Linked DNA regions of Homo sapiens: all the other regions are linked to region 1. A link is a contact called in ENCODE Hi-C data. All regions are on one chromosome and are shown on one strand. The core of a region is the stretch at or near the end of the contact, and the rest is flanking DNA. Distances in the headings are between cores, read along the strand shown.

Region 1 (4,200 bases), core at 940-3,439:
TATTAGGTACCTTTCTAAGCCTTTTCTACTTATTAAATCATTTAATCTTTCCAATAACCTATGAGCTTGGTGCTATTCTTATTCTCTTTTCATAAATGAGGAAAATTGAACACAAAGGGGTTAAGTAAATTGCTAGGATTTGACAGGCAGCAGACTCAGCCCTGAGTCCATATATTTCAACACTCCATCTGCTGCCTGTCTTGATAACACTTACGCAACCTCCATATACATTTGATAACATGTATGCAACATCTAATGATTTATTATGTCATCACCAAAATAATGCACACATTGATATTTAAAATATAAAAAAGTTCTAAATTTATTGTTAATGGAAAGCTGTTAGGTTAGTAAATAATACAAAACAATCTTAGAAAAAAAATCTAAGTGTAGATTTTTGAAGTGTAGAATATTTATGTCAAACAATTAATGATTTTTCCTTTAGGGCTGTGTTGTTCTGGAATCATCTTCTAGTTTCTGTTGTGAATATAATGTATTACCTGTTAATGCTAAGTTTGGCCAAGTGCCAGATAAATTCACAGTTATTGCAATAAGAAAATAGATCTTTCATAAGAATAACTAAATTTTCTCAGAGTTCTCTGAAATTGGATGAGTAGATACCTACTTTCTTCCAAAATTGTCTCAAGTATACAAAAATTAAAAACTAGTTTCATATAGCTTTGCAAAGCTTATTAGAAAGAGGTTGACAGTTATAGAAACAGAGATAAAGATGTTTTCCCTAAAATATTTGAGGTTTATTATTTAAAAATGTCTTAAAAATTATGTCTCCAAATTGCTTGAACCTGGGAGGCAGAGTTCTGGTGAGCCAAGATCACGCCACTGCGCTCCAGCCCAGGCAACAGAGCAAGACTCTGTCTCAAAAAAAAAAAAAAAAAAAAAAAGTGTCTCCTTGATTTCTCAAATAATTGAGAAATTATTTGAGAAATGAATGAGAAATAAATAAGAGTTGATCTACCATTTGATACAGCAATCCCATTTCCTTTGGTATACACTTAAAGGAAAATCAATCATTCTGCCAAAAGGCACATTGTACCCATACGTTCATTGCAGCACTATCCACAATAGCAATGATGTGGAATCAACATAGTTGCCTATCAATGGTTGATTGGATAAAGTAAATGTGATACATATACACCATGGAATACTATGCAGCCAAAAAGAACAAAATCATGTCCTTTGCAGCAAAATGGACACAGAAACAGAAAAGTAAATACTAAATGTCCTCAAGTATAAGTGGGAGTTAAACATTGAGTACACATGGACATAAAGATGGGAACAAAAGACACTGGGGAATACAAGAAGGGGGAGGTCTCTGAAGAAGGGAGGCAAGGGTTGAAAAACTATCTATTGGGTACTATGCTTACAACCCGGGTGACAGGTTTAGTTGTACTGAAAACATCAGCACTACACAACATGTCCACATAACACACTCGCCCATGTACTCCCTGAATCTAGAATGAAAGTTGAAGAAAAAAAAGGAATATAATACCCTCTGCCTCCAAAAAAAAAAAAAAAATGTGTTTCCTCAGGCATTTCCTGGTCATCTTTGCTTTGTTCTTAGAAATGAAATTTATTTGTGGTTTTTTGCTCTCTCAGTGTCACTCCTCTGTAAGTCTTTCTCTCATCTTTGATCAGTTTATTTTTTCTTACCTGTCACTTCTGAGGGTACTCTGGGAATGGGCTAAAATTAGGGCAGCTGCTTTTTTAGGTTGCCATAAACAAAGCAACTGAGTGATGTCAGGCAGAATGATGCTGAGAGTCTCCTGAGAAGGTGATCTGAGTCAGAAAGTGACTTAAACGAGTGAAGAGAAGATAAATACATAATACTAATGGACTGTCTTAAGATTCTTAAATATAATGCATCCAAATAATTTTAAAAATCAAGATAGCAGAAGAAGAGGTGACTTTAAATTATGTTTCATCCATACTTGAGTAAAGCATCAATTGAAATAAGAAGGAGCATCACACTAACCACCACGGTGTCAACATGGCTAAAAAAGAAAGTCAGAAAGCAGTGTCATGCCAACACTTCTAATTTTAATCACAGCTCTAAATGGTCAAGAACACACCCAGAAAATGATAGTGTGTATCTAAGTCTGGGTTTTTTTGTGGTTAACATCTCTCTGACGTAACCTTAGATACTACAGGTGGTTTCTCTTCTTATGGGCAAAATGCTATATACGGTGTGTACTTTCCAGAGACTGTGGTTTGAAAGAGCAATGCTGGCCAGTTGCATAATTACAGGTCTGACGATGAAGGTTGTAAGAAAAACTAACCCTGTTGAATCTCTTAGAAGTTTTTAATTAAGAGGGATTCTGTAAAGAAGACATGTAACGGCTTACAGGTAAAGGCTTACCTTGATTTTGCTTCATTCAGAGGACATGACCTCTTAGAAGGCAAGGTAAACATCTAGACACACATAAATCTTTGTTTGTAATGATAAGAAATGTACTGGCAAATATATCAGACCCCCACACCTATGGGTCTTTCCTGTTGATGTAGTTTCTGACCTTCCAATATGTAATGACTCAGTACTGAAGGCCAAGTGCGAGTGGTGAGTGGTTTCTCTGGTGATCTATACCAAAATAAGGGCTTATAAGTGTTCTATCTTGGTGGCTGTGCTACTGAAATAGATCTGAAACAAGTAAAAGAATAGTTACCTGAAATACACTTGCTATAAAGCTTTGACTCCACTCTAACCGGGATACCTCTTCACAATAAAGAACACTATGGTTAAAATGATGGAATGAGCACCATATCGAGTTCTCCTCTCCCAGATTCTCATGGAGTGACACATAGACCACGCAGAAAAGGAAACAGTCAATCGTGCTGCAAATCAGGAATGGGTAACAGATAAATGCAACCCATTTGCAGCTGGGGAATTTCTGCCAGCTGTAATGGGAATGGGCAAGGGTATTGAGAGCTATTAAAATGGATACAATCTACCCTCTTTAGAATGAGTACGTAAGTCAGCAGCACTAGGACACTGCAAGTGTGTATTTGCACTGGAGAGGCTCTGAGACTCCTCCTCGGTATCAAGGCAACACCAAGCTCCATAGCAGTTTTCAGCTTTGCTCCTAGATCAAGCAGAAAGCCTAGTCCTGAGGAGGAGAATCTAAAGCTATCATCTATAACACACAGTTAGAAATGTGAGTGTAAAGTTGGGGAGAGAGGTTTGAACTAAAAATAAAAAAATCTCAGCATACAGATGGCATTTATAGCCTTGCAACCAGAAGAGATCACTAGGGATGAATACAGATAAAAGGGAGATGTCATCCAAGGATTGAGGTGTGGGCTGTTCCAACATTAAGAAACAGGAAAAGAAGGAAAAAAGAAATCTGGAGGCAAACAAGACGAAGGAGTGAACCGATAACTCCTAAACTATTTCAACTATTCCAGAGAGGACTCTTGATGAACATGGTAGTAAGAGGCTTTTCTTTTCCCCTCAAGATTTCCCCAATATGACAGTAAATGTATATGAATAAGAATCAATCTATGTACATGCTGAAACCAATCCAAGTGCCATCACTTTGACAAATATTCAAAAAGCGGAAAGTATCTTAGTGTTCTTATCCATGGGTAAGACAAGGCACAGGAAAAACTAAATTGCAGCTTTTGCAATACACACAAGCCAAGCGTGAGGGGAGGGGAGATGTGATTTCACATGTATAAAGTCTCCATGCTCTGAGTCAGCAAATACAGAGACAGGGGTGGGCTGTGGGTTGTCAATCAGGATGGTCGACTAGAAGATTGTGTATAGAGCAGGTGGGCCAAGAGGCCTCATGTCTATCCCTGTAAACTGCTATCTGAATAGATCAATTTGCCTGAGAGGTCGTTGGTGTGGGTTTGAAGGGTCCTAGGTGTGAGGCAATACAGAAAATGGGGAGAATATCATACTCTTTTGGGTAATGGAAGCAGTGAAAGAATAGCAAGTAGCTCTCCCTGGGAGTGAAATACGTCAAAATATTGTATCTCAGAGTACAGTCTTCCATCACTTTGGAACTGTGGGGATTCTGACTCAGGCTGCCTATACTTCCCTATGAGCCACATAATCAGAGCCCAGAGGTAGCCATCCCACGGAAAAGAGGTCACACTGGGTGAATATACCAACAAAACAGCAAAGGGACCCCACTTCTACTACCAATACGAACCAGAGCAACTCTTCATTTGTAATTATGT
Region 2 (4,317 bases), core at 1,713-4,212, 900 kb after region 1:
AGGGAAGACAGAGCATGCTGGCTGCTGGGGACCCGTGCCATTCAATCTCCAGTTCCTGCTTCCCAGATCCTCAGCTACTCCTTTGCCCTTCTTACTTACAAAAGCCAATACATTGGGAGGCCAAGGTGGGTGGATCACTTGAGGTCAGGAGTTTCAGACCAGCCTGTCCAATGTGGTGAAACTCCGTCTCTACTAAAAATACAAAAATTAGCTGGGCATGGTGGCAGGTGCCTATAATCCCAGCTACATGGGAGGCTGAGGCAGGAGAATCGCTTGAACCTGGGAGGCAGAGGTTGCAGTGAGCCGAGATCATGCCATTTCACTCTAGCCTGGGCGACAGTGCAAGATTCCATCTCAAAAAAAAAAAGCAAGCCAATATATTTTCCCTTTGCCTGGGTGTTGGTCAGTTGAATCCAAAGGAGCACAGACAAATACAACTTGGTTTTTAATTGTTTTACTGTTTGGAGAGGGTCTTGTCTGTGAACTCAGGTGGGCTTCATTTTTCCTTCCCCATCAATGATGATAATAATTATTATAATACTAACAATTCTAATATTGTTTTTGCTAGATACAGTAATATATGTAACAATAATAATCATAAGGATTAGGATTATTGAGTGCTTACTGTGTGCTTGGAACTGTTATGAGTGTTTTACGTACATTATAATACTTAATCTTCACAATATCCCATGAAGTAAAAAAATCTGCAACTCCCATGACACAGATGGATGGATACACAGAAAGAGCACTGACTTGTCCAGGGTTGCAGAGATGATGTGCAGCCAGAATTTGGACCCTGGTGGTCTGGCTGGGGAACCAGTACCCTTTGCCCCTATCCTTGACATCCTCCCATGACCACTTGCCCTTTTACCTTCATTCCCTAAAGAATGCACATTGCAACACAATATATATTTTTCAAGCTCACAGAAGCACAGGTCAGACTGGGAGTAGAAGCCATTGAACTTAATTGCTCTCCAGAAACATGAAGTCCTTGAACTGTCCTCCACCCAACGATTATTTCACACCTTCTTGAACTTCTCCACACATGGGGAGCTCACCACCTCCCATGGCAAGCCAATCCCTCTTGGGACACTTAGGCCCATCGTAATGCCCACTCACAGATTTAAGCAATGTATCCCTCCCTATATCTTTCATTATCTGAGTTCCATCCCTTGAAAGGGCAGAGATCAAGTTTAGTAAACATCATGAATTATAAAGGCTCCACTCTGGGAAATGGGAAGATCTGGGGCAAACAAAACTTATTTTCCATGGTGGAGTACAGATACAAAGAGGTCCAGCAGTAGGAGGTGGTAGAAAGAGCAGAAAAGGAAAGGAGTAGAAAAACCAAGGGGAAAGAGGACTCCTGGGACCCTTCATGCAGTGAACTCAGCACCAACTAAAAGAGGAGGCAAGAGAAGCAGTAAAGAAGTGCTCACAAAATTCTCAGGACCCTATGAACACTTCTGAAAAAGGCTTACGCAAGACCAGCATATTCCTGACGATGGGCTGAGCCTTTATGAAATAACTCACTATTGAGAGACATAGACTAGGGTTACGCCCTACCCTATAGCCAAACACATTGCTACTCAGTTGACATGGGTTTGAATCTCAGTAACTACTCTCCGAATAAAAGGAGATGCTGACCAACTGGCTTAAGGTGCTTAATTCAGACCTGTTCTCTTCTCTGGAACTGCAGTTTCATAGTTGAGCAGTCAAGTGGGGTGCCTGTCTGGCCAACCTGCCAAAACAAGAACCTCAGAAGAAGTGTTTGCTGCTCAGAGGAGAGGAAAGCTGCCCACATGTTTATGAATTCAGCACAAGTAAAAGTGGAAAGGGGACTGCTAAGTTGCTCAATTTCCATCCTCCCCTTCTCTCAAAGCAATGTCATTCCTGTGGCTGAGCTGGGCATATGGCCACACAGAGTAAAGGCCACATCTCTCAGCATCCTTTGTAGCCACATGCTCTGGCCAAAGGCATGTAAGTGAAAGTGCTATATGTCAGCTCCTAGAATCTTCTTTAGCCCTTTCTTCTCCAGTTCTTTCTTCATCCTTTGCCTGAAATGCACATGTATGCAGCTGAGGCACAAACTGCCATCTTGGTCACTGTTGACAAGGATCAGTCTTTAGGGTTAAAGTGGAACAGGTCTGGGTCCCTAAGGAATTCACAGGGCACAGCCACCAAACAGCTCTTAACTGCATGCCTGTGGATGTTTACATAACTGCAGACCTGTGGATTTTTATTGAAGGGAGAAATAAGCATCTTGGCCGGGCGCGGTGGTTCACGCCTGTAATCCCAGCATTTTGGGAGGCCGAGGTGGGTGGATCACGAGGTCAGGAGATCAAGACCATCCTGGCTAACATGGTGAAACCCCATCTCTACTAAAAATACAAAAAATTAGCTGGGCGTAGTGGCGGGCGCCTGTAGTCCCAGCAACTCGGGAGGCTGAGGCAGGAGAATGGCATGAACCCAGGAGGCGGAGCTTGCAGTGAGCCGAGATTGCGCCACTGCACTCCAGCCTGGGCAACAGAGCCAGACTCCGTCTCAAAAAAAAAAAAAAAAAAAGAAATAAGCATCTTGTTTAAGCCACTGTTATTGTGGGTCTCTGTTCCTTGCATCCACATGGAATCCTAATTAATACAAGACACTTACCACATATTGTTGAATTTGAAGGAATGCTCTTAGAATTGTGCTGAGAATTAGGGATCACAGCTAATCAGAGCTTAGAGTCTTATCCATGACTCAGCAGCAGAAGAAAAAAAAATGAGCAATTGCAAGGTTGTGAATTCATTACTGCTAATCAACGCCTGTAAATGGGGTTGGCTGGAACTGTGCTTTGCCCCCCTTCTACTCCCCAAATCTCTGCCACATCCAAAGTCTCAGCAGAGAAGTTTCTACTCCTTGCACAATTATAATCACCCATGTCTTAGCATCTCTTTGGTGCGCTATTTGTGTCCGTCTGGCTTCCTGCCAGAGCCTTTGCCAGCTGAATTATATCAGAAAGAGCCAAGACATGCCTAAGTATACATTTTAAACACCTTTCCAGCCTTGCAGTGCAGCGAGCTGATCGCTCCTATAAATAAGACTTAACAACATAGAGCTCACCCATGACCTTGAAGTTTCAGTTATGTGGTGGGAAGAGAAGACTGATCACATGTGGTTCAGAAGTGAGTGTGGGGACAGGGGCTAAGGTGGCAGGCAGCTGAAAATTTTGCCTGCCCAGGGTCCCTCTGCCCTTTTCTTTTAGGAACAACATCCAGCTCCTCCACTGGGAAAAAAGTCTCTCTAGGGTTCCTTGTAGATTTGGTGAAACTATTGGTCAGAAGGCTCACATCCCTGGCCAAGGAGTAGAAACATATCTAAGCTAGGCCAACTGAACTCTTGCCCAAAGATCTTTGTCTTGAGAGAAGTGACTCAAAGAATAAAAACTAATCGGGGGTGAATTCGTCCCATGGTAAAACTCTGAAGAGACCACTTCATTAGTTCCTGCTGCCTGGAATTCCAGATCTGTCTGAGATGTGATTATCTGACCCCTTCTTCCATCCTAAGAATATTTAACCTCATCGATCTATCTATCTTATCTGTCTGTCTGTCTGTCTATCTATCTATCTATCTAATCTAGCTCTCTAGCAATCTATCTGTCCTATCTATCATCTATCTTAATACCTCCATTTCAATATTCTAGGTAGAACACTGGGAAGAATATTGTTTTCATGCAAATCAATGCTACAAAATTCATTTTCCACATTTCAGGAAGACAGCGCATTTGTTTCTATGGCACTCCACAAATATTTATCCTTTGTGACTCAATTTGTAAGGAAACAGCTTCCTTTTATTTAGATGAGTCTATCTGGAGTCACGGCAGATCATTTGGTATTTTAATATGAAAACATGTTAATGGCCCTTAAGTAAACAGAGGATTTCCACTTTTCCTTATGAAAGAACAGGGCCTTCCTTGACTGTAAGGTGTCAGTGGAAACTCAAGCCCATTTCCTCCTCTTTTTTTTTTTTCCTCACGTCATCCCTGAGACAGAAATATGGCAGAGAAGACAAGGGTCCCTTTAAGAATTCCAAAGGTCCAGCTCACATCCTTTCCTGGTGGCTCCCTCTCACCTCCTTCCCAAACCCCATCAAACTTCTTCGGCTGGAAGTTCACACCCTCCATGTTCTGCTCCCACCCCTTTCCAGCCTTATGCCTTCCTGTCTTCAGCCAAGACCTCAAACTGCTCCTGACAAAGCCAGGAAGGACTCCCCACTCTCAACTCCATTGTCTGAAAACAGATATCATAATAAAAGCCCAAATCAAATTACATCTCTTTA
Region 3 (4,170 bases), core at 981-3,480, 910 kb after region 1:
CCACCAAGCCTGGCTGCCAAATACTATTTTAAGCAATTTATACATGTTAACTCATTTGCCCCTCACACTAATCCCCAAAGTATACCTTATGATTATTTCCATTTTGCAGATGAGGAAAATGAGGCACAAAATCTTAACTAATTGGTTCAAGGCCACATAAGTGACGAAGGGAAGAATGCTTACTCTTAACCCTCAACTCTATACTTATGCTAGGTTGGTCCCAGAGCTTTCTGCTAAAAGGTTGAGTGGTGAATATTTAAACTTTATGGAAAAATCCACATTTTCCTGTCACTATAATTTGTTACCTAGCATGGGATTCATATCTAAAAAGAGGCAAAAAAAAACTTGAAACTAATTACTGGATGAAGCAAAAGATAGCTGGAACTGAACATTTCAGTTAGGATATTTGAAAACCAGTGAGATTTTGCCATCTGAAGAGAAGCCTGAGAAGCATCTGCATAATGTTCTTTCGAACATTTAAATTAAATAATTAATTATTTTTTGGAGACAGGGCCTCGCTCTGTTGTCCAGGCTGGAGTGCACTGGCATGATCATAGCTCACTGCAGACTCAAACTCCTGGACTTAAGTGATCCTCCCGCCTCAGCCTCCCGAGTAGCTGGGACGACAGGCATGTACCACCATGCTTGGCTAATTTTTGTATTTTTTGTAGAGATGAGGTCTCACTATGTTGCCCAGGCTGGTCTTGAACTCCTGGGCTCAAGCAATCTTCACGCCTCAGGCTGCCAACAAACTGGGACTACAGGCATGAGCCACTATGCCTGGCCTGAATAATGTTCTTTATTAGAGCTGCATATGACTCCACTGCACACAGGACGCACTTGGAATCTAAGTGCCACCTTCCTTAAAATATGAAGATGCCCCTTCTGACTCACCACCAGTATGAAGTCATGCTTCCTCCCTGCCAGACTCTATTAATATTTGATATGGTTTCGTTGTGTCCCCATCCAAATCTCATCTTGAATTATAGTTCCCATAATCCCCATGTGTCATGGGAGGGACCTGGTGGGGAGGTAATTGAATCATGGGAGTGGTTACCCTCATACTGTTCTCGTGATAGTGAGTTCTCATGAGATCTAATGGTTTCTTTTTCTTTTTCTTTTTCTTTTTGAGACGGAGTTTCACTCTTGTTGCCCAGGCTGGAGTGCAATGGTGTGATCTCGGCTCACTGCAACTTCCGCCTCCCAGGTTCGAGCAGTTCTCCTGCCTCAGCCTCCCAAGTAGCTGGGATTACAGGTGCCTGCCACCATGCCCAGCTAATTTTTTGTATTTTTAGTAGAGACGGGGTTTCACCATGTTGGCCAAGCTGGTCTCAAACTCCTGACCTCAAGCGATCCACCCAACTCAACCTCCTAAAGTGCTGGGATTACAGGCATGAATCACAAGGAGATTTTCCCCCCTTATGCTCAGCGCTTCTCCTTGCTGCTGCCATGTAAAGAAGGATGTGTTTGCTTCCCCTTCTGCCATGATTGTAAGTTTCCTGAAACCTCCCCAGCCATGCTAAACTGTGAGTCAATTAAACCTCCTTCCATTATAAATTACCCAGTCTCAGGTATGTCTTTATTAGCACTGTGAGAACAGACTTAAATACAATATTGTCATGGCATATGACAGCACTGACTAAAAGAAAAGCCACTCATTTACAGAATCTCCCTTCCTTCTTTAAAAGTAAGAGAAGGTAAGTATAGTTCGACCTGAAGTAGGAGGCTGAATGAGCCCTCTGACCACATTTTAACCACAGTGGATCTTACCGAATGAAAAACCAAGTTTGACTTCTGCTTTCCCAGATCAAACAAATCTCTCCAGGCTGCCTCTTCTAGCCTGACAAAAATTCTTAGGATGTCCCGAGAGAGAGCAAATCTTATTGTCGTTCCTATTTACAGATTCAGCTGGGACACTGACTGATTTTCTCCAGATTACAAGCCAAGACATCTGTGTGGCTAATATTAAAATGTCAGTACCTTTGGTTCCCATCCTTTGCTTAACAGAGCAGCCCCAAGACCAGCAGACTCCACTGCATGGAAGGCCTGAGCTGCCCCCGCAAAGTCATGTTTATGAAACAGCTGCTTTCAAGGAAACCAGTCATTCTGAGGGCACTCATTTGGAATCTGTGATTCCCTGTCATGGGCTAAGATTTGCTTTTGCATTAGTTACAGGAAAAGAATGGTGGCTTTGAAAGAACACTGGGTTTTGTGCCAGGAAAATCTGACTGGCTGTGTCATTCTGAGAGTCCTGTGGTGTGTCCCGGCCTCAGGTTCTTCACCTCTATGATGGGAAGTGGTGTGGGGATAGGCCTAGTAGAAAGACTCCAAGTTCTTTTCTAGATTCAAAGGTAAATCTTGCAGAATGGTGGCAATGACAAGATTTAAACATTTAGGGAGGCTTGGCACAGTGGCTTATGCTTGTAATCCCAGCACTCTGGGAAGCCGAGATGGGAGGATTGCTTGAGCCTAGGAGTTCAAGACCAGCCTGGGCAACAGAGCGAGGCCGTGTCTCTCTTAAAAAAACTATAGGAAAAAAAAGTGTGGTCTTGGGGCACATAGTCATCTTTGCCATTTGGCTTGCTGCAATATTGCTCAAGATTTTATGGTCATGGACAAGGGTCTGATCCCAATCCATCACAGACCAATACTAGCACTCAGCCCACGACACATGCAGCTCACCACGTGAGTGCAACGACACTCAAACTTGTCTCTACCCTATTCAGTAAGATGGGTCCATTGATCACCCATTGGGATATCATATTGCTATTAAAGTTTCTAAACACCTTACTGGCAATTTCTGTCTTTGTCACAGACTGGTAATAAACAGTTGCCTGACCAGAAGCAGTCCCTGGACCATACTTTCAATATTACTGGGTTTGGCCACTTTTCTGTAATAAAGCAAGTCCCTTATGGACTTGAGCAGGACATCACTCAGACAACTTAGATGCATTTTTGTTTGTTTGTTTGTTTTTTGAGATGGAGTCTCGCTCTGTTGCCCAGGCTGGAGTGCAATGGTGCGATCTTGGCTGACTGCAACCTCTGCCTCCTGGGTTCAAGCAGTTCTCCCTGCCTCAGCCTTCCGAATAGCTGGGATTATAGGTGCCCGCCACCATGCCCAGCTAATTTTTTGTATTTTTAGTAGAGACGGGGTTTCATCATGTTGACCAGGCTGGGCTCAAACTCCTGACCTCAGGTGATCCACCTGCCTCGGCCTCCCGAAGTGCTGGGATTACAGGCATGAGCCACCACACCCAGCCAGATGCTTCTTTTTTTTTTTTTTTTTTTTTAAATAAGCAACTGGAAAGCAGAAAAGTGAACTTTTTTCCTTCAACTTTTATTTTAAAGTCTGGGGTACACGTGCAGGATGTGCAGGTTTGTTACAGAGATGAACATGTACCATGGTGGCTTGCTGCACAGATCAACCCACCACCTAAGTGTTAGCTACTCTTCCTGATGATCTCTCTCCCCGCAGCCCCCTCGACTGGCCCCAGTGTTTGTTGTCCGCACCACGTGTCCACGTGTTCTCATCAGAAGGCTAAACATTTTTTAAAATAACTGCTGAGATGGTTGGGTACAGTCCTCATGCCTGTAATCCCAGCACTTTGGGAGGCTGAGGTAGATGGATCACTTGAGCTCAGGAGTTCAAAACTACCCTGGCCAACACGGTGAAACCCCATCTCTACGGTGTTAATACAAAAATTAGCTGGGTGTGGTGGCACACAACTGTAATCCCAGCTACTCTGGAGGCTAAGGCACGAGAGAATCACTTGAACCCAGGAGGCAGAGGTTGCAGTGAGCTAAGATCACACCAATGCATTTCAGCCTGGGCGACAGAGTGAGACTGTCTCAAAAACAAAACAAAACAAAACGAAACCCCTGCTGAGATAACTCTAGCCTCTCACGCTTTTCAACTTGGTCTGCCCACAATTGGTCTGGATTCTTGTCAAATCCATCTATCATATTGTCCTATTTCTTCTGCCTTTGGATTTGTTCTTTTTCATCCTCTACTTCAGCTGATAGGCCCAGCAGTCCTGGAATTCCTGCTGAAGGCTGGCAGGTAGGTGGTAAACAGACAGATTAGAGCTGTTCCCAGGGCAGGAAGGAACCTGACAGTTGTTGGGGAGATGGGACGCTTCTTGGCCTTGTAAGGCAGTGGCCACTGCTCTC
Region 4 (4,760 bases), core at 1,834-4,333, 680 kb before region 1:
ACAGGAACTATCTCAAGGCTGCTGTTATTCAAAACCTAAGTGTTTCATATGAACATGAAGCTATTTAGTGGGAAAAATGAACTACAAGTAGTTTGATGGAAGAAGCAAGTATAAAAAAGCTTAGAGCTTTACACAGTAGTGATCAGAAGTAGCACTGTAAGTTGCTATAAACTACTGTATGTAATGAGACTTTAAGATCTTTTTTTGCCTAACAATTCCACATCTACATCTAGAAATATGTGATTACATAAAGATATGTATAAGAATGTTTTACAGTAGTATTGTTTAGTAAAAAACTGTAAACAACCTAACAGCTCATCAATAGGGAAATGGTTAAATACATTTTGTTGGTACTTATCATGCAGCCATTTAAAAAAAAAATGAGGCCAGGCACAGTGGCTCACGCCTGTAATCCCAACACTTTGGGAGGCCAAGGCAGGTGGATCATTTGAGGTCAGGAGTTTGAGACCAGCCTGGCCAACATGGTGAAACTCCATCTCTACTAAAAATACAAAAATTAGCTGGGCGTGGTGGTACATGCCTGTAATCCCAGCTACTCAGGAGGGTGAGGCAGGAGAATCGCTTGAACCCGGGAGGCGGAGGTTGCAGTGAACTGAGATCGTGCCACTGCACTCCAGCCTGGGGGACAGAGCGAGACTCCCTCTCAAAAAAAAAAAAAAAAAAAAGAGGTAGTTCTGTACATACTGATCCTAGTGATTAAGCAAGCTGACTCTGAATCCACACTGCCCAGGTTCAAATCCCAGCTCCACCACTTACTTTCCAGTTTGTGGCACATTAGATGTGTTCCTCAACCATCCAGTGCCATAAAAATCCCTATTTCATAAGATTGTTGTGGGGGTTAGATGAATTCATCCAAGTAAAACACTAGAATGGTGTCTGGCATAATTATTATTCCATTAGCCATTATTATCATTACTGATATGAAAGGACACCTGTAATACATTATTTGGTGAAAAGATAACGTTACATAATATGGGAAGTAGAGTTCCATTTTTGTCAAAACTAACAAAAATCTGTGTACACACATTCATGTGATTTGTACACGCAGAGAACCTGGAATTTCTTCATAGGAGGAACTAAGGATTTGTTAACTAGTCTTGCCTGGAGGTTAAAATTGCCTAACGGCCAGGCATGGTGGCTCACACCTGTAATCCCAGCACTTTGGGAGGCCGAGGTGGGTGGATCACCTGAGGTCAGGAGTTGGAGACCAGCCTGGCCAACATGGAGAAACCCCGTCTTTACTGAAAACACAAAATTAGCCGGACGTGGTGACGCATGCCTATAATCCCAGCTACTCGGGAGGCTGAGGCAGGGGAATCGCTTGAACCCAGGAGGCGGAGGTTGCGGTGAGCCGAGATCGCGCCATTGCACTCCAGCCTGGGCAACAAGAGCGAAACTCCGTTTCAAAAAATAAAATAAAATAAATAAATAAATGAATAAAAATAAAATAAAATAACAAACCCATTGTTTTTTACTCAGATTCTGTATTTATCTGGGGTGGCTTTGGAAGGATCCATTTGAAATTATGGGAAGTCAAATTTCCCCAAACCAGTCTTTGGTGCAGCTACTTTCTATAGTCACGGAAACAGTAAGGAAAGGTTGAATGCACCAAACTGTTAATAGGGATTATTTATGGGCATGAGTGGGATGAGGGGGGATGGTGGGTATGCAGTTGGGAGAAGACCTGTATACACCTCTCTATTGTTTGTAAGTAGTTCATTGTGTATTTATTTTGGAGGCAACATCAAATAAAAGAGGAGCATACATGAAAAAAGGGGTTGGTTAACTTAGTGTAGTATGAAGTTACAAACAAAAAAGGGTGATGGTAGTGCAGTGTTTTGAATTAACATGGAACAATGTGTGTGAAGGAATAATTGATCCAGAACTTTATTGTAGAAACCTGTCCCCATCAAAGCCATACATGGGGCTGTATATATATGTCCAGAGAAAAGGTCTTCTGCACACTTAACTGTAACTGTTAGTCATAATTTCTCTGCAGAGTGGGATGGTGGGGCTAGGAGGAAGGACTTTCACTTTTAATTTTATGATACTCCAAATCATTTGCATTTTTTTTTTACAAAAATTATGTATAATTTTTCTTTTTTTTTTCTTTTTGAGACGGAGTCTCGCTCTGTCCCCCAGGCTGGAGTGCAGTGGTGCGATCTCGGCTCACTGCAAGCTCCGCCTCCCGGGTTCAAGCGATTCTCCTACCTCAGCCTCCCGAGTAGTTGGGATTACAGGCGCGCGCCTCCACGCCCAGCTAATTTTTGTATTTTTTAATTAGAGACAGGGTTTCACCATGTTGGCCAGGCTGGTCTCGAACTCCTGACCTCGTGATCCACCCGCCTAAGCCTCCGAAAGAGCTGGGATTACAGGCGTGAGCCACCGCGCCCGGCCCAAGATCATGTATAATTTCTATAACAAAAACAATAAAGGAAATAAAAATGTCTTCAGTGTTGTACCTTGTACTTGGCCTATGTTACAACAGGAATGACATATATTCCATTTTTAAGACATTACTTAGGGCTTTATAGATTTCTGCTTTAAGGAATAAATGCAATTTCAATCTATTTAAGACTTGATTTCTTCTTATATAAAAAAAGTATCTGATCTTGTATCTAATTTGTTATGACAGTACCATCACTTAAAGTACAGCAATTATGCAACCCCTGAATTTGAATTTCATTTTGCAAGTGTACATGACCTCACGGACAAAGCGAAGGCAGAAAGTTAAAATCAGCATATCGAAAATAAATCACTCTAGTTACCGAAAAGAACATAGGGTATCTGAACAAAATCTCAGAGCTCACATAGGCATAGATACTTCCATGTGAACTTTAGGAATCTTGCCTTATCTAACTTTTGCAGGGCTGAGTGGACCCCCTGCTCCCGCTAGCCGTTTTGGGAGCACCAGCCACCTCCACACCAGAACTGGGCTGTCGGGGGCCGCTGCGGCGCAGGGGCTCGTCCGGGACTGAGTCAGCGCCGGGGCCGAGAAGTTCGGCGGGAGGCGCAGGGCGGGGCTTCCTCCCGCCGACTCCGAGCCCGGCTCTACTTTTCTGAGTCCACGTCTCTTCCTTTGGACAGGCGTGTTTCCCCAGGTCGGGCCCAGCCAACGTGACAGCCGCAGACCTCGGAAAAGGGCGCTCCGGCCCCGCCTCGAGGATTTCCCCCGGCCGCTAGGGCAGCCCGGGCCCGCTCGGCCCAGCCCCTCACGGACTGCGGCGCGCGGCTCCCCGGGGCCCGGCCCGCCGAACGCCTCGCTCTACAGCCCTCACCTCGCGGCGCCGAGCGCAGCGTCCGCGGCATGGAGACCGGCTCCGACTCAGGTCAGAGGCCCGCCCCCGGGCCGCGGGGGACTGGCCCTGCGCGCGCGGCGGCGCGGTTAGGCCGGGCCGCCCGCACAGGCCGCCGCGTGTCGAGTCCGCGCGGGGAGCGCACGCGGGGCGGGCGGCGACAGGTGGGCAGGACGAGCCGCGAGCGAGCGAGGGCGGGCGGGCGCGCGAGGGGCCCGGCGGGGGGGCCGCTGGGAGGATGGCTCAGCTCTTTCTAAATATAAAACCGGCGTGAGTTGGGCGAGCGCGGCGCGGAGTCGCAGAGCCGCCGCGCGGGCCTGGCGCACGGGGATTCGGCCGCACAGACGGCGGCGGCGGCAGCGGCAGCGGCTCCGCAGAGGCGCGAGGCTGCGGGAGCGCCCGAGTCGCGAGCTCGCGGGGGCAGCGAAGGGCGACGCTCGCGACGCGGAGGACGCAGGCGGCGGCGGCGGGCGGGCCTCGGGGCACAGCGCGGTCCGCGCCGAGTGAACGGAGGCGGCTCGCGGCCCCTGCCGCACCGCGAGCCGCGAGCCCCCCGGCCGCGCCCTGCCCCCCCAGCCCCTCCCTCGTTCCCTCCCCGGCGCAACATGGCTGCGGCCGCCGCCTCCGCCTCCCAGGATGAGCTGAGTAAGTGCCGCGGCCGAACCTGCGGCCGCGAGCCGGAACGGGCGCCGCGCGGTGCCGGGGGCCGGCGGCCGCATGAGGGCTGGGGCGCCAGGCCCGGTGGGCGGGCGGCGGCCGCGGCGTACGGGGAGCTGGGGAGCCCGGGCCTGGCGGACGGGCGGGGCGCGGACCGTCGCCGCTGGCGTTTGTAGGCCTCAGGTTTGCACCGTCACGTTGCGAAATTGAAACCGGAGCCCCGGGCGGAGCCACCTCTGCCCGCGATCCGCCCTGGCCCGGGGTCGGGGGAGCCCAGCCCCCTGCCCACTGAGCCTCGGCTGGCGGGAGGGCCGGAGCCCCGGGGTGACGGGCAGTGTCCGCCCGTCCCGTCTGACCCCGCCTGGCCCCGGGTCCCCGACGGCTGGTTGAGTTATAGAAATGGAGCTTTCGGGAAGGGGGAGAAGGTGCCTTTTTGTGACACTCTAGTAATCAGCCGAAAGGTCACGAATAGGCGGTGACCCTCAGATGGAGCAGGGAGGGCGGAGAGGGTCGCCGGTCGAACCGCAGGAGAAACCACGGGGTGACAGCGCTTTCAGAAAGGAGAGTTAGTGCCCCCTCGATCGTACGCGGTGCAGCCTTCCCGGGGACGGCGGTCCCTGTCTGGGGAGAGCGGTGGTCACCCTGAATCCCAGGCCGCCCCGCCCGCCGCCGGGGTTCGCCTCAATGCTTTGTGGGAAGTGTAGTTCCGGGGCGCCGCGGACCCACGCTGGGGTCATAAATACCGAAGTTTCATAGGACATAGGACATGTGAGATAATTTCTGATT
Region 5 (4,771 bases), core at 548-3,047, 840 kb after region 1:
GTGGGAGAGAGCCCCGTGAACGACTGAGTTTGAACTGCCTGCCAGACCAGCAGCCTTGGGGTACAGAGTCTGATATCACTTGATTTAAAGAAAACAAAGTGGCACTTCTTGCATAAGTGTGTGGACCAAGACTGATACTGCTACCCTTTGTGGGTGATATTCAGGAGACAGAGTGAATGAGAAAGATGCTGGAAGGTTAGGACAGAGCGGGAGACTGTTTCAGGCGAGAGGAGACTCACAGTGGCTGAGTGAGGAAGCACAAGGTGTGGGGAGAGCCACAGGCTGTCTGTCCTATTTGGCCCAGACCAGCAGCTGTGGAGCTGCTGAGCTTTTGCAAACCCTGTTCCTTCTTTCTGGAATACTCTTGGCATGGCTGCCTTCCTCATCTTTCAGATGTCAGCTGAAATGTCCTGTCTTCAGAGGGTCCTTTCTGGGAGTCGTGTGTGTGTGTGTGTGTGTGTGTGCACGCACATTTGTAGAGGTGCAGGAAAAGACTGTCAGATCAGAGGGTCTTGCATTTTACATTCCTGCAGCTGTTCTGTTCAGTTGCTTTCTAGTCAGTTTTTTTCTTAGTCTCTAAATTACCACAGTCTCTCTGTCTGTGTCACACTCCACAGTTTTATAGCCCGGAGAGGAACTGGGTCTGGGGTCACTCCCTGGAATCTGAGGATCATGTTCTGTCACTGGAAGAAATCCTGAGATTCTTCTAATGAAGACAGAGGGCTGACATAGCCAGCCTTTCCAGGGGTCTTAGTGGCAGACTTACTGGGAGTTTTGAAGTGAAATGTAGCTGCCCTGAAAATCGCGCTGAAAATCGCGGCTGGACTCCTTAGGGCTTCCCCCCACAATTCCTGTGCATTGATTTCACATGGAGTCCCCAGAAATTTGGGGGACTGGGAGCTGGGTACAAGTGGTAGATGCTGAAGGCTAACACAAAATCAGGGCCTCTTTCAGAAACCCAGGTTTCCCACCTCCCTTTGTAGGGTGCAATGAAACCCAACAGAGTGGCCAGAGACAGGGACTTTTGTCTTGGGAGAGTACTGTTTCCTGTTGATGATATAGCTAGACGTCTTCGGAGAAAACCTTTCACTGAGAGATCTAGTCGCTTCTGCTCTCAGTTTGGGCTATAAACAGGAAATAGAGAGAGCTGCTTAGAAATGAGATATCATTATAATCAAAATAGCTCTTGTTGATTTTTGCTTTCTCCTGGAATTCCAGTTTCCATTTAGTGGAAGAAGGAGGTTTCCCAGCAGATCCAGGCCTTCCACAGCCTATGGGGTACGCGAGGGCCTCAAGTTGCAAAGCAGGCAGGCCAGACCCCCAGGGCCATGGTGGCCTCTGAGCAAATGCAGGAGTCCCTCTCCCTGGGAGAAGTGCCAGAGAGGACTGTTCTGGGAGAGATTTCCAGAATTCCAGTATCCTTTCTTCTTCAGACCACACAGCCTCAGTCCTAAATCCTTTACCATTCATTCATTCATTCATTTATTCATTCCCTCATCAAACAAACATTGTTTGGGTCACTTTTGTGTGCCAAGCACTGTGGTAGACACCAGAACTATTGCAGAGAAAAAGACCAAGTCCTTGCTTTCAAGAAGCTTATGATCTGGTGTGAGAGATAGATACTCAGATACTCACACACCATCCTGCCTGTTGGAGAATAACTTCAAGTGGTCTTCATGGTACCCCAAACCCACAAATTTAAACACAACAAAGTCAACTTTCCCTGGTTGACTCATCCACCACTTTCTGTTCCTCCCAGAGCTTCCTTAAGCAGGCCATTGTGGTGGTTTTGAGACATGTCTAAAAATTCTTTGACACTTCTCCCTTCAAGACATGGAGTCTCAGCCAAGTGCGGTGGCTCACGCCTGTAACCCCAACACTTTGGGAGGCCAAGGCGGGCAGATCACCTGAATTCAGGAGTTTGAGACCAGCGTGGCCAATATGGTGAAATCCCATCTCCACTAAAAATACAAAAATTAGCTGGGTGTGGTGGCGCCTGCCTGTAGTCACAGCTACTCGGGAGTCTGAGGCACAAGAATCACTTGAACCCAGCAAGTGGAGGTTGCAGTGAGCCAAGATCGTGCCACTGCACTCTAGCCTGGGCAACAGAATGAAACTCTGTCTCAAAAAAAAAAAAAAAAGACACGGAGTCTCACTGCGCTACCCTTGCATATGGGCTGGCCTTAGTGCCTTGCTTCTAATACATAGAAGGTGGCAGAAGCGATGCTGTGAGACTTGGAGGCTGGGCAAGAAAAGGTAATACATCTTCTGCCTGGTTCTCTGTCTTGAGATACAGCTGCTGAGCTGTGAAGAGCCCCTTGCCACATGGAGATGCCCTGGGGAGATGTTCTCGCTGACAGCCCCAGCTGAGGTCCCAACAGCCAGCCAGCATCTACCACCGGACACGAGGGGGAGGAAGCCTTCAGGATGACTCTTGACTCTTGCCCCAGCTACATCTAACCACCAGCTTGTGACAGATCCCAAGAACTACATAGCTGAACTGCAAGAGATAATAATAACAACAACAGCATAGAACATAAATCATTTTCGTTTTAGCTTCTAGGTTTGGATGATTTGTTATGTGGCAAAAGACAACCAGAACAATCCTAGAAACACCGTGATGGAACTCCGTTCCTTAACAACTTTGCTACTCAAGGAGTGGCCGGCAGACCCGCGGCACCAGACCACCTGGGAGCTTGCTACAAACACAGACCATTGAGTACCGCCTGAGACCTACTGAACCAGAACCTGCATTTTCACAAGACTGCCAAACATTTCACATGCATGTTAAGCTTTAAGAAGCACTGCTTAGCAAGACTGTTTTGAAAGTACATTATTTTAAGGTCATGCTTTAAAATATTCAAACACCAAAAAATAACGTAACAGACACCAACGTACCAACCATCCAGATTTAAAAGATAAAAAATAGCAAGCATATATTCTGTGCTGAATACTATTGTAAGATCTTTACAAATATTGACTCCTTTAACCTTCATGACAGCCTTGTGAGAGAGGCACTACTTTGTCATTCATTGTTATGTGATAGAGGAAGAAACAGGACAGAAAGATTAAGTCATTCACTCAAGGTCACACAAGCTCATAAGCAGCAGTACTGGTATTAGAACATTAGCAGTACTAAATGCAGGGTACCTGGCTCCAGGGTTGAGCTATTCTGCTAAACATTTAACACTTTGCCACCTCTTCCTTGATATCTTAAGTCTATCAAGGCTCTTCTGAAATTAGTCTCCATCTCTCCCTTTTCTTTTGCACAGCCACCATCCTAGTTTAGTCTAGGACTTGTGCAACACTGCCCTGGCTGCCTTGAACCTCTGGTATGGCACCATTCAATCCATTTTCTACGATGCCCCAGATTGATCTTTCTGCCGACACTGATCTTTTCATCCTCCCTGCCCAGATAGTTTTAGTGCCTCTGCTCTGCCTGGCACCTAAACAGGTCAACTTGGACTCCAAGTCCCTTGAAACCCCATCCCAAATCTAGTCTCCAACAAAAAACAAAACAGATCACAACATCATCACCGGGTCCCCATCACCACACACAGGAGCTTCATGGTTTGCTTACACATTTCCTCCTGGCTGGGTTGCCTTTTCCCTTGCCTGGTCCTACAAACTCCATCTCAAATCCCACCTCCTTGGCAAATCCTTCGTTGACTACTTTTAGTTTAAAGTATGAACTCCCACTTCTGAACTCAGTAACACTTAGAAACATCTTAATATCTCTTTTTAGCTCTTTTTTTTCCCCCTGAGTATCTTCAATGGCCAGGTACTGCACGAGGCATTTATTTTTTTATTGTGGTAAAACATACATAATACCATTTACCACTTTAAGTTTACAGTTCGATAGCATTAAGTACATTCACACTGTTGTGCAACCATCACCGCCAGCCATTTCCAGAACTTTTTCATCATCCCAAACTGAAATTCTGTACCCATTAAACAATAACTCTCCTTTCTTCTCTCCCCCAGGTCCTCTGGTAACCTTTCTGTCACTACGAATTTGACTAGTCTAGATATCTCATGTAAGTGGAATAATACAATATTTGTCCTTTTCTCTCTGGCTTGTTTAACTTAGCACTATGTTTCATGGTCCATCCATGTTGTGACATATATCAAAATTTCATTCCTTTTATGGCTGAATAATATTCCATTGTAGGGATATATCACATTTTGTTTATCCATTCATCTGTGGATGGACACTTGGGGTTTTTTCCGTCTTTTGGCTATTGGAAATAATGCTGCTGTGAGCATTGGTATACAAATATCTGTTCGAGTCCTTGCTCTCAATTCTTTTGTGCATGAGGCATTTTAAACTTTATTCTCCATACAAATCTATCGTAGGGATTATTAGTCCCACTTCATAGGAAAAAGAGGTTCAGAGAAGTTAAGTGACTTTTCCAGGGCCATGTGTCTAGGGCTTATAAATACTGTTTTCCTGAGGATTCTGCTTTTACTAATAAACATTTTATTTTCTAGAAGAGATGAGTATCTAACTTAATAAGGATTCCATAATTCAAGGTTCTATGTGTTATCTCTGTCAATGTTGATGGTAATGACAATGGCAAGAAACAGATGAAAGATGACACATCCTTGTGTCCAGCAAAGGTGAGGAGGGAGACATTTTCTTCCCTTCCAGCATGAATCTAGATTCTAAGTGTCTGGATGAGCTAATTAGGTCCTGAACATATCCTTGACTTGAAAATCTGTAACTGTAACACCCAAGGGAAGCTCCATGGCCTGAGAGTTATTTGCCATT

The links. A loop is a pair of places that touch in the nucleus more often than their neighbours do. Pooled maps may share reads with other maps.
Region 2: a loop to region 1 is called in a map with no recorded cell type, with 8 times the contacts of the local background. The contact joins two enhancer-like sites. A Hi-C loop is called at or near these places in 7 of 37 single-sample maps with no recorded cell type and 3 of 50 pooled maps.
Region 3: a map with no recorded cell type shows a loop between it and region 1 (8-fold over the local background). The contact joins two enhancer-like sites. A Hi-C loop is called at or near these places in 5 of 37 single-sample maps with no recorded cell type and 2 of 50 pooled maps.
Region 4: a loop to region 1 is called in a map with no recorded cell type, with 21 times the contacts of the local background. The contact joins the promoter of ECPAS here to the enhancer-like site in region 1. A Hi-C loop is called at or near these places in 13 of 37 single-sample maps with no recorded cell type and 5 of 50 pooled maps.
Region 5: a map with no recorded cell type shows a loop between it and region 1 (16-fold over the local background). The contact joins two enhancer-like sites. A Hi-C loop is called at or near these places in 8 of 37 single-sample maps with no recorded cell type and 5 of 50 pooled maps.

What each region holds. Positions count from the first base shown.
Region 1 is chr9:110,806,785-110,810,984 of GRCh38, reverse strand. No RefSeq gene overlaps it. Among named protein-coding and RNA genes, the nearest start is that of MUSK, 140 kb to the right of the region's middle. RefSeq lists an enhancer at 2,213-2,262. Within about 2 kb of position 2,189, at least 2 of the 41 ENCODE cell types and tissues checked have a DNase peak (open chromatin) inside an H3K27ac peak, as active enhancers do.
Region 2 is chr9:109,912,001-109,916,317 of GRCh38, reverse strand. The region is part of intron 3 of PALM2AKAP2 (PALM2 and AKAP2 fusion); the gene reads right to left. Among named protein-coding and RNA genes, the nearest start is that of PALM2AKAP2, 130 kb to the right of the region's middle. Within about 2 kb of position 2,962, at least 13 of the 41 ENCODE cell types and tissues checked have a DNase peak (open chromatin) inside an H3K27ac peak, as active enhancers do.
Region 3 is chr9:109,893,145-109,897,314 of GRCh38, reverse strand. All of the region lies in intron 3 of PALM2AKAP2 (PALM2 and AKAP2 fusion), which reads right to left. Among named protein-coding and RNA genes, the nearest start is that of PALM2AKAP2, 120 kb to the right of the region's middle. RefSeq lists an enhancer at 3,617-3,776. Within about 2 kb of position 2,230, at least 2 of the 41 ENCODE cell types and tissues checked have a DNase peak (open chromatin) inside an H3K27ac peak, as active enhancers do.
Region 4 is chr9:111,482,706-111,487,465 of GRCh38, reverse strand. It overlaps ECPAS (Ecm29 proteasome adaptor and scaffold), which reads left to right and starts at 3,083. Exons shown (of 50, transcript NM_001364929.1): 1 at 3,083-3,350. RefSeq lists silencers at 2,984-3,523, 3,644-3,763, 4,034-4,453.
Region 5 is chr9:109,964,782-109,969,552 of GRCh38, reverse strand. The region is part of intron 6 of PALM2AKAP2 (PALM2 and AKAP2 fusion); the gene reads right to left. Among named protein-coding and RNA genes, the nearest start is that of PALM2AKAP2, 190 kb to the right of the region's middle. RefSeq lists enhancers at 1,336-1,405, 1,796-1,915, 1,926-1,975, 2,656-2,755. Within about 2 kb of position 1,797, at least 9 of the 41 ENCODE cell types and tissues checked have a DNase peak (open chromatin) inside an H3K27ac peak, as active enhancers do.